2 separate regions of the Mus musculus genome follow, and region 2 is linked to region 1. A link is a loop called in an ENCODE intact Hi-C map of the cell type or tissue named here. Cell type or tissue: left cerebral cortex. All regions are shown on one strand. Each heading gives the region's core, and the rest is flanking DNA. Links, peaks and the distances in the headings are about the cores only.

Region 1 (5,372 bases), core at 151-5,150:
AGGATTTCGTGGATGAACAGGAGCGTAAACAGATGGATGGGCCGATGGATGGTAGTGGAGTACTGACTTACAAAATGGAAGAATCATATGTACGAATAGCTGAAGACCGGAATGAACATTAGAGTGCGTAGCGTGGATGCTCGCCTAGGTTTGGGAAACAGCACCCCGCCCCATCTGCTCCCCGCCCCCCCCCCCCAGTTGCTGCCCCGCTCACCGCTCACCTGTAACCTCTAAGCTCTGCCTCCAGTCGCTGCACCTGGCGCTGCAAGCAGGGGACACGCCGCGCCAGCGCCTCCAGCTCCCGCACTCGGTGCAAGCTGCGTCGCACCGCCTGCCGAGCCTCCTCGGTGCGCAGCCGCACCTCCACCTGTCCGCGCTGCAGCCGCCGGGCGCGCGCCTCCGCCTCTGCCAGCGCGCCCTGCGCTCGCTGCAGCTCGTGCGCCGCCGCTTCTGGGATGTCCGACTGGCTTTTCCAGAGGCCGACCTGTCCGCGGGAAGCCACAGTGAGTGACCACTGCAGAAGTCTACGGGGTCATCCCCTTACAACCACAAAGCTAGCTCACTGAGCAACTGGCACAAGCGGCTAAAGCAAGTGTATGCAATACCCCTCACCCCCACCCCCCACGAGGGAAGTTGGGACAGGAAGTCCACCCTCTGTTTTTCTGCATGGTGACAGTAATCCCCCAAAGTCGTGCCTTCTAGGCTTAATTCCTGCATCCAGTGTACGCTGCTCCTAATTCACTGGACTCAAGGCACAGATTAAAGAGCAGACTGAAATTTCCGCCCTTTCTGAGATCTGTGCTCTGGACTGTCCTTGGAAACGGGGTTGATCTGTTTTGTTTTCTGCAGTGTTCCAAAGCATAAAGGAAGCTGGGACAATGTGCCCAGTAGGCACTTGAGCGTGAAAGACGGAGAGACCCTTTTAAATGAGAGACCTAGTCTCAGGCAACACACACACACACGCGCGCGCACACACACACACACACACACACACACTACTCTACGCACTCCCAGGGTTCCTTCTGCCCCATCTTACACTCTCCTGGCAGACATATGAACCACGAAGGCCACTTTGACACCTAGTTGTACTCTGCAGCAACTAGGAGACAGGAGACACCAATGTAACGCAGGTCCTCTTCCTATACGCCTATAAGGGCCCCTTTTCTCCCTTAGCTGGTCACCTGAGCTACACTGAACACCGAGGGCTCAAGTGTTCGTTGACTGATCCCAGAGACCAGCTCACTCAATGGCTCCACCTCAATAGCTCAGAGTGAGCCTGGCCCTCATTGCTGGCCATCATTGTCTTTCTCACCTGGGCTAGAGGCCTGGCTGTGAGGGATTCAACAAGTTTCGCTGACTTGGGGAAGGGCAGTCAGTCCTTTGTTTTCCTTAAACCTCCCGAAGAAGGATGTGTGCTGACCCATCACTACTTGGCTACTTAAACAGGTTCCTTCTAGGATTAGAAGGGACTTGGGTAGGAAGTTGGGATCTTAAGGAATGATACATTGGGGTGGAAGTTGGAATGAAGGGGGTGGAATGGGGAACGGAGAGAACCAGCTGAGGAGGGGCTGGGCCGCGGTGGGGCGTCTCTGTCTCCACCCGAGGCATCCCTCGCACCTGAAGGGCCAGGCAACGCGCGTCACTGCTCTGCAGCGCAGCCCGTAGGTCCTCCACCAGCTCGCGTAGGCTACTGTTTTCCTCCTCTAGATGTGCCACCCGCTCGCCATAGGCGCCACCGTGCAGGCTCGGTGAGCCAGGCCGGCGGCGGCGGCGCGGGCGGCGGAGGCGGATCTGTGTCTCGATGTGCTCGCTAAGAGCTCCGCGGGGCAGCCGGGGCCCCGCTCGGCTACTGAAATAGCCGCAGAGGCGCGCGTGGAACTGGCGGAAGGTGAGCTCTGGAGGGTCGGCTCGCAGAGCCAGGCGCGCCTCTTCCCTGACGTCCGCGTCCCCGCCAGCGATCATCCCAGCAGCCGGGTTCGTGGAGGCCGCCTCCGCGGAGTTTGCGTCCTCCGTGGCCGTCTCCCCGTCAGCGTTCAGCCCCAGTACCGCGCAGAGCGCACGGAAGTCGGCGCGCGGTAGGCGGCCCGCTCCCCGGCAGTCCAAGTGGTGGAAAACCTCCTGCAGATACTGATCCAGACCGGTAGCCAGCACCACGATCTCATTCTCCACGCCGCGGTCCAGCCCGTAGTGGTGAGCCAAGGCACTCAGCAGCCACTGAGTGCGCCGCGCAGGTCGCCGGTATGGGTCACCCGCCGAGCTCTCCATGCCCAAACCCTGGCGGTTTCTCTCGGCAGATCGGCGCCTTCAGACAGCCGCCCGCGTCCGCGGAGGGAGGGGCTGGGCGGCCACGGTCAGGCCAGAGAGGCACGGGACCGTATCCAGGCAGCTGCGTGGACTGTGCAGGACGTCTGTGTTTGTCCCGATGGGAGGCGCTGGAGCTACGCGCTCTAGTAATGGCCTTGACCTGCACTCCCCATCGCTCCCCATCCCTATCCCCATCCCCATCACTGTAACCAGTTCCTGACTCAGTTCTTTTGCCCTCTCCAGGCCTTTCCGCTATTGTCACCAGAGGCTGGAGCGCCTGCGCCTGCTGTTGTGTTCTGCAATTCCCAGCCCTCGGCCGGCCGTTCTCTGCCTCTTCTCCAGACTGCTTCCTAAGCTCTCCCTCCCTCCTCGTAACTAGAACCGAGGAGGAAACAAACTTGGACGTGGATGAAGTTAGAGTTTTGGTGAGAGGAAAGTGGTTGTCTACCGCGGCCACCTTTGGGCTCCAGGTGGTTGCTTGGCCTGAGCTCCTTCCGCTGGCTGGGATGAGGTAAACAGTTGTTTGGCCACTATTTTCTTTGGTGCCCTAGAACTTGATTCTGGAAGATGCTGGGCAGACCTGCTTGCTCTTGAGAGCTAACTGGCTTTTCTTCTCTCTTTCACAGAAATGTAGTATTGACTCCGTCTGGCGCTTGCCATGGGAACCTTACCCAGCCATATTGGAGCGAAGAGCAAACTCAGCGGCCCTTGACTATTAGATAAGCAGATCTTGTTTTGTGTACAAATCCCAGTTGAAAAGCATTATCATTTTGTTTCCTCCATTATAGCACCCCCGACCAGCACTTTGTCCTTTGTTCCACACACTTCGGGAAGGAATCAGACATCCCAAGCATTTTGGATATACATGTGTACATATATATGTTAATTATAAAACCAATGGCAATTTAACGGAATAATGTACAATACCATACCTTGGCTTCTACCTTGGAAAACCACATGCACAGCATGTTCATTGACCACATTATTGATTATAATGGCTAGAAGCTGATATTCAGCAGGGGCCCAGGCAGGACAAATCGTGGAACAGGGATAAACGAGGAAACACGCTACAGCAGTTATTGTGACTGTTATGACTAATGAATGGTATGTGATAATAACAACACTGCACAGAACATTACTGGATGCTTTCTACAAGGATGCACATAAGGAATGGCAGCCACAGAACATCTGGTTGCTGTTTCTGGTGATGGTGAACCCTTTGCTATCGGTGCACTGGCTCTTTTGCTGAAATGGGAGATTGCACTGTAAGATGTACAGATCAACAGTTTTTAGTATGTTACAGTTATCTGACCACAACTACAGTCTAGTACTTCAATATTTCTACTCCCTCCATCCCCACCCTGCCCTCACCATGTGCACCCCAATACTGCTCAGTCTCTAACTTGTCCTTCTGCTAAGGGAAGCGACTACTTTATGAATCCATAATCTGCTTATTCTAGATATTCATATGACTGGAATCTAATAGAAGGTGACCTTCTGGGGCTGCAGAGATGGCTCAGTGGTTAAGAGCACTGGCTGCTCTTCCAGAGGACCTGGGTCCAATTCTTGTCCCCTCAAGGTGGCTCACAACCATCTGTAACTTCAGTCCCAGAGAATCCAATGCCCTCATCTGCATGCACATGACACATAGATAAATAGAAGCAAAACACCTATACACATAAGATTAAAAGGGGGAATTTAAGGTGGTCTCCTGTGTAATTGTTATTTGCGTGTTTGCTTGCATTTTTTTTTTTGTATTCCTAGATCATCTTTATTTGATTTTTTTGGGGGGGGGGAGAAAAATGTAGGTAGTGTAAAACACTTTTTATATTAAAACAGGTGCTGATAATATTGAATAGAATATAAAATTGACATTACTTTTTCAAAGTACTTTTGACACCAAAGGCATTTCTAGCCAAGCTACTCATGAGCTTTAGGTTGTAACCCCGAGCAGGAAAGGACCACCATGCTCACATTACCTAACATCACAGCCTTTGCTGCACTGATGGAAATCCAAAGGCAGCAAATTCAATACTTCCTTACTTGGCAAAGCACAAGTAAGCTACTGAAGTGACACCTTATGCACGCGCTCTCTCTCTCTCTCTCCTTTAAAGATTGGTATGGGATGAGGGCCCATCCCACTGTTTGTGGAGTCACCCTGGCGCAGATAATCCTGTATTATATAAGAAATCAGACTGATAGCCGGGCGTGGTGGTGGCACATGCCTTTAATCCCAGCACTCAGGAGGCAGAGGCAGGTGGATTTCTGAGTTCAAGGCCAGCCTGGTCTACAGAGTGAGTTCCAGGACAGCCAGGGCTACACAGAGAAACCCTTTCTCTAAAAACAAAAGAAAAAAAAAAAAAAAAAAGAAAGCAGACTGAGCAAGCCATGCAGTCAGTGAGCATGGTTTCTCTGTGGCCTCTGCTTCAGTCCCTCCTTCAGTGCTGTAGTGTGGTCTGTAAGGTAAATAGACCCATTCTTCCCCATTGCTTTCGGTACCACAGCAATAGGAAGCAGCCTAAGACAGATGCATCCTGTGGTAGTTAGATGTCTTCTTGAGGAATGGCCCCTGACTTCCCCATAGAGGCCTCTGCTTTCACTGACTCTGACAGCGCACTCCATGTGTTCTCCAGGGTGTTGAGTGATTCAGAGATGCCCAACCTGCATTTTCTTCACTGCAGTGCCTGGCACCAACCTCTTTCTTCAGGCCTGTACCAGTCAGCTGGTACCATCACGGTAACAGGTACTTCAGGGGACTAGCTTCATAGGAAGAGAGAGATTTATTTTGGCTCACAGTTTGCTTTGGGGCTTTTGGTGACATACAGGCATACATGGTGGTTAAAATGACATACACTTCATAGGTGATGTGGTCATTTGAATACAGTGGCCCTTTAGGTCCATAAGAAGTAGCACTATTAGGAGGTGTGACCTTGGAGTAGATATGGCCTTGTACACTTACGCTATGCCCAGTGTGGCTCACAGTATTTTTCTGCTGCCTTTGGATTAAGATGTAGAACTCTCAGCTCTTTCTCCAGCACCATGTCTGCCAGCACACTGCCATGTTTCTC
Region 2 (5,372 bases), core at 159-5,158, 58 kb after region 1:
AGTTTGACCAAATTAATACATGTTCACTTCTAGCTTGCTCACACTGTCCTAACACGACAGACAACAATTACTCTTCCAACCATATCCTAATTGACCCACTTGACACAGCCAAGTAGGGTTTCCAGGTAGACAGGGCAGAGATGGAATCGGGCATTGAAGTGCTCATCCAACATCCCTGGAGAAGTCTAGAGGCTAGTTGTATCCCGCTGTAATAGAAATACGAGAAGGGAATGCAAATGTGAGGGGCTCATGTGCTGTGCCTACTCACCCCAAATTGAGGTGCACAAACACCAAGATTGCCTCTCCCCCCAAGTCTATGATCCAGCTTAGTAAGCCTTGAAGCCTCCAGGCAATGATTTCTTTGTTCCCTATGCCTCCTTTCAGCTCTCTGCAGGACGCTCACAGTGTTGTGAGTGAAGGACTGGCAGCATGGAGCTCTTGTGTTCGCCTATCTTGGGCATGTAGGCTCCTTCTGGATAGCACGGTTCCCTCAGATTATCAGAGAGCAGCAACCAGCCATATGGAATATATGGTGTGTGTATGTGTGTAGCCAGTGAGGCTTTCTGCTGGGGAAATAGTCTTGGGACAAACCTAGAGCACAGGGTTATCTATCATTCTAGACTAGCTGGGCAGCTCAACCCTCTCATTGACTGCTACAGACTCCATGACCACTGCTCAATGAGTCTACCTGGTTTCCAGTACCTGCCTCCAACAGAAGTGCCCAGGTCTTTCATGCTCAGAACCACCTATGGCTTCCAGAAGTCCTGTGTCAGCAGAGCTCTTCTCCAGGCTGCTTGCTTTCCTAACTGCCCCACCCAGCTTTTGAATCTCTGTTCTTACTCTGTTCTACTAAATGAGCCAGTCCACAAGCAGGACAGACTGACAAACATGGAAAAAGTTTCTTATTCCATATGGACCTAGTGCTAACCACTATATGCAGTCTGCCACTCACCAACTGCCCGCTGTGGTTATGGGAAAGGTTAAGGGTTAGGATCTGAGTCATGGACAGGACCTAGGATAAGAATGAGGGATTAGGGTTAGTGTCCTAGTTAGACTTTTTGTCAGTGTAACACAAGCCAGGGTCATCGAGGAAGAGGGAATTTCAATGGAGACAATAGGCAGGTCTTCGGGCTACTTTCTTGATTACTGATTGCTGTGGGATTGGCGTCACCCCTGGGCAACTGGTCATTGGTTGCATAAGAAAGCAGATTTAGCAAGCCTTGAGGAATAAGCCAGAAAGCAACATCTTTCACAGCCTCTGCATCGGTTCCTGCCTCCATGTTCCTGCCTGGAGTTCTTGGCCTGACTTCCCTTCTGCCCCCCAAGTTAATTTTGGTTTTCTGGTTCTGTATAGATTTCATTGGAGTTTTGATTAGGAAGAGGGACAAAGAGCTCCAAGGTCCCCAAGTTCATCTTCAGCCTCCTAAAGTAAGGCTAAGGTTTAAGTAGGGGGCCAGCATTTGAATATCTGAGCCATCTCCAGTTGCAAGGTGTGGCCCTGCCCATTACTGCTGAGGTTCTAGTGCTTCAGCAAGGCATTCTGACAAATTGACGGGACTGTGAAATCTCTCCGGGGGAAAGTCTCTCGTCTTGATGGGTCTGCCTTTTGACTTTTTAATCCAGCATGAGATTACTAAGGAAAATTCCAGTCTCTTAAGGCCCACTGTTCTGAGAGCCAAAATGAGGGTCACAGTGACTCTTTAGAATAACTCCATTTCCCCTAGGCTTGTGACAAGGTGGCCTCTTGGGGAAGAGAAGACCTTGTGCCTCCTGGAGGCATTAGGGGATAAGACTCCAACTCCATGACCTTCTGCAGAGTCCTGTAGTACAGGCTTTAATATGGAAGAGAAAGCCCTCCAGACACAGGCCTAGCTGAGGCTGTCCTCAGCCACAAGAAAGGAAAAGATCTTAAGAGAGCAGTGCCAAACTCTGGGCCAGGCTTCCTCCAAAGAGAAAGTTCCCTCTAGCTGGGAGCCCTGAGCTTAGCAACTGGCTTCTCCATAGAAAAGACCACCTTTCCCCTCCATCCCGTCCCTGTAGGTTTGCCCCCCACCCTCGGACCCTAGGTTTGCTTCCCCCAGTCCAGGCCTCCACCAAAGAGAAAGACAGGCCTGCTACAGATCCCAGCCAGAGAATATGCCTCTTTTATAGAGAAGGAAGATTCTCCGGCCCCGTGGGCCAAGTGTCTGAGCCAGGCCTTTGAAAATAGAAGCTCCACTGGCTGCAGATCCATCCCCAAATGAGTATGGGGCGCCTGCACAGGAAAGTTAATGACCCTCTTGAGGCTGAACCCTAAAAATCTAAGTCCAGACATACTTCTTGGAGTAGGGAAGACAGTCCTGCCACGGAGGCCTTATTCTAGCCGAAGCTGTCTCCTTATGGAAGAGAAGGGGAAGAAGCAGATACACACATCATACTCCATTGGGAAAAGAACATCCCCCTGTTGAAGTCACAGGGCCACGGGCCAGCACTGTGGTTCATTTAAAAACTCAGGCCAACCCTCTCCTAAGGCCTTGACGTCAGCACTACTCTAGCCCCACCCCTGCCCAAGCACGAATCAACCTAGGCGCAGAGATGCGCGTATTGCCTTCTGGGATTGGTAGTTTTTCCATGCAGTCTGTACTCCGGAAAGGAGCCGAAGGGAGGTGTCAGGAACTACAAGACCCAGCGTTCCATGAGTCCTGTGAGAGGAAGTGCTGGAAGATTGTGGGTGTGCGTTCCAGTTTTTAAGCTGTAGTTTGGCGGTCTGTTGACAGGTATTCCCTGCACGAATCACAGGCTCTCAAGGAGTGGGGATTCCGGAAAGGGAAGAAGCACACTCACCAGGAAAGGAGCCTCGGGTTTCACACCCCTTCGGGCCATGCCCAGCGTGCCTGAGGGAGGTGGCTACGAGGTATCTCCTGGCGAAGGAACCTTCTCTTACCGCCATGCCTTCGGACTTCTTTCTGCAGCCTCTGGACGGCGGTCCCCGCGTGCCCGTGGGGCCGGGGCAGACTGTGATAGGCCGCGGGCCGCTGCTGGGAGTAAGTGTGGGAGGTAGTGTGGGCGTGGGCAGCCAGAGCTTGCTCAGCCGAGGCTGTCTCTTGTCTCCTGAGCTTGGGAACTCCGCGTCTTGGCTCTGCTTGTCAAGATTTTATAGGTTTGGGGCAGTAGGTTTTCAAACAACGTTAGTCAAGTCCCAGACATTTCTTTTTGGTGCCTGTATGGTTCGAGTATGGACCGAGTTAACATCATTAGCCTATCCAGCTGGCAAACGAGGGCCAAATCCAAGTTGAGCTAAGTTCGGGTTGTAAGATGTAAAATGTAAACAGACCAACTAAACAAAACCGCTGCTAGTATTTAAAGACGTATAGTACTCTAAAGGTTAATGTGTTGCATGTTGACCTACAAAGCTTACAATATTTACGGTACTGTATGAGCCATAACAGGGAAGGTTAATCACCTCCCTTAAGCTAACTTCTTTTATCTCCTTGCCTTCTCTGCTGGGCTGGTGGGCCTTACCAATAATAGCAGTATCCCTTTTGGTAGTATCAGTAGCTGTCTTTAAGTTGTCTGGGTAGTGAACCAGTCATTGTTCTAAAGAGATGACTTTAATTTACTACTTCCAAAACTTTTTGAGTTAGGTGCTTTTTATTAGCCTTGTTCAAATGAGAAAGTTGGAGTATAAACTGGTCATTTAAAGGTGATACATGTACAAATGGCCACTATGCTATATATTCTTTACCCTCTTTGGGAGGAGTAGGAACCAAACCGTTTGCAGTTTGCACTATGAAATTATATTTGGTGGTATTAAACCATTTAGCATTGCCACAAGACCTATCATTTACAAAGGCCACTCTAGAGAACCTGGCGGTCGAGTTGAAATATCACAAGGGAGAGATGGGCTAGCCATTAAGAGCCTGGAATTTATTACAGAGGACTGGCTTCCCAGCACTTATGTCAGGCAATTCACAAATGCTTGTAATTCTGCCTCTCTGGGCAATGTACACACATGCATATCCTAACATACAGGTATACATATATAGTAAAAAATAAAATTTTAAAAATTCACAAAAAATTGTTTTTAAAAATCTCTGCCATTATTTTCCACCTGAGTGGTATTTTCTGTGTTCTTACTGCCCTGTTTCTTGGTTTCTTTTCTCTTTGTTTTTCCCCATTATCATAAGAGTTTTGTGCTCCAACATAGATTGTTGGATTGGTGTTTATGTTTTTATGAGCATGGTAGTTTTGTAGTTTCCGTTTCCGGGTTGTGCTTTAGATTTTGATATGTTTTGCTCTAGCTGTTGATTCTTGGAGGGTGTGTTGATATGTTAGAATTTAGGTTATCTTAAATATAGTTGCCTTTAAAGAGAGGGTCTCACAACATAGCCTGAGCACCCCTTGAACTTGCAGTTTTCCTGCCTCACTTCCAAGAGCTGGGGTTACAAGCATGTATGTTCCTAACAAAACCACGTTTTTTGGGGGGAGTGTAGGGTGGTGGTAGTCAAGACCCGATGTTAGTAATGAAATAAACGATGTGTCCACCAGAGGTCGCACTATGCTTTTGTATTATTCATAATACCCCTTTCCTCCTAGTGTTAGGCACACTTAAAAGATAGATATAAAAGATCTATTATTGCTTATAGTTAGTGTATAAAAGGAAAGAAGCCTAAGAAGGACCATTAGAGGAACCATCTTGCTATCTCATGACTTTATCCTGGCATTCCTCTGATGGTTAGTGAGGTACCAATGAGGCCTTGATGCTCAAAATGTGAATAGGACCGGCTTACTCTGAGCTGCCATGATTTGCATGTCTTTGATTGCTTCTGAATTACATGGGTCTAGTCATGTGACTGTTTTCTCACATAAACCACCTGTGCTTATTAGTTAGAGCAAGGATCTTGAACACTGGGTATTCTGAGAGGGACCACCCAAGTTACCTACATCCGCTGGGCTTTCAGGACCCATATATGTAGAATGAACAGTAGCCACAGTAGCATTTGGCGAGTCTCAGTATGTAGCTCAGCATGTGGTGATGCACATGATAAAGGCAGTTCTTAGTAACTGCTGCTGACTGTGGCCCAGTCAGGCACACATCACAGAACATGAAGGAGTCTCTCAGCTGTTTTTTTTTTTTTTTTTAAAGTTTTATTTATTTATTATATGTAAGTACAACTGTAGCTGTCTTCAGACACTCCAGAAGAGGGCGTCAGATCTTGTTACAGATGGTTGTGAGCCACCATGTGGTTGCTGGGATTTGAACTCTGGACCTTCGGAAGAGCAGTCGGGTGCTCTTACCCATTGAGCCATCTCACCAGCCCTTTTTTTTTTTTTTTTTTAAAAAGTTAGGATATTTACTTCTTTGAAGTAGCTATATTTTAAATGAAGTTTTG

Evidence for each region. Peaks named below come from ENCODE experiments on the same cell type or tissue, not always from the same donor. Only the 100,000 strongest peaks of a DNase experiment are listed, where the experiment ranks them.
Region 2: a loop joins it to region 1, with 2.9 times the contacts of the local background. A loop is called at or near these places in 1 of 42 quality-filtered maps.

Annotation. Positions count from the first base shown.
Region 1 is chr6:87,727,786-87,733,157 of GRCm38, reverse strand. Efcc1 (EF hand and coiled-coil domain containing 1) reads right to left here and starts at 2,289. Exons shown (of 8, transcript NM_001159697.1): 1 at 1,618-2,289; 2 at 222-484. The coding sequence starts at 2,265. In left cerebral cortex, for the core only: a CTCF peak has its summit at 2,405; DNase peaks (open chromatin) are centred at 1,772, 1,988, 2,418, 2,945 and 2 more places; H3K4me3 peaks cover 2,020 bases; H3K27ac peaks cover 1,253 bases.
Region 2 is chr6:87,669,511-87,674,882 of GRCm38, reverse strand. It overlaps Aplf (aprataxin and PNKP like factor), which reads left to right and starts at 2,722. Exons shown (of 10, transcript NM_001372332.1): 1 at 2,722-3,023. The coding sequence starts at 2,928. It also overlaps E230015B07Rik. In left cerebral cortex, for the core only: a CTCF peak has its summit at 4,529 (motif pointing right); DNase peaks (open chromatin) are centred at 2,641 and 4,537; H3K4me3 peaks cover 1,468 bases; H3K27ac peaks cover 827 bases.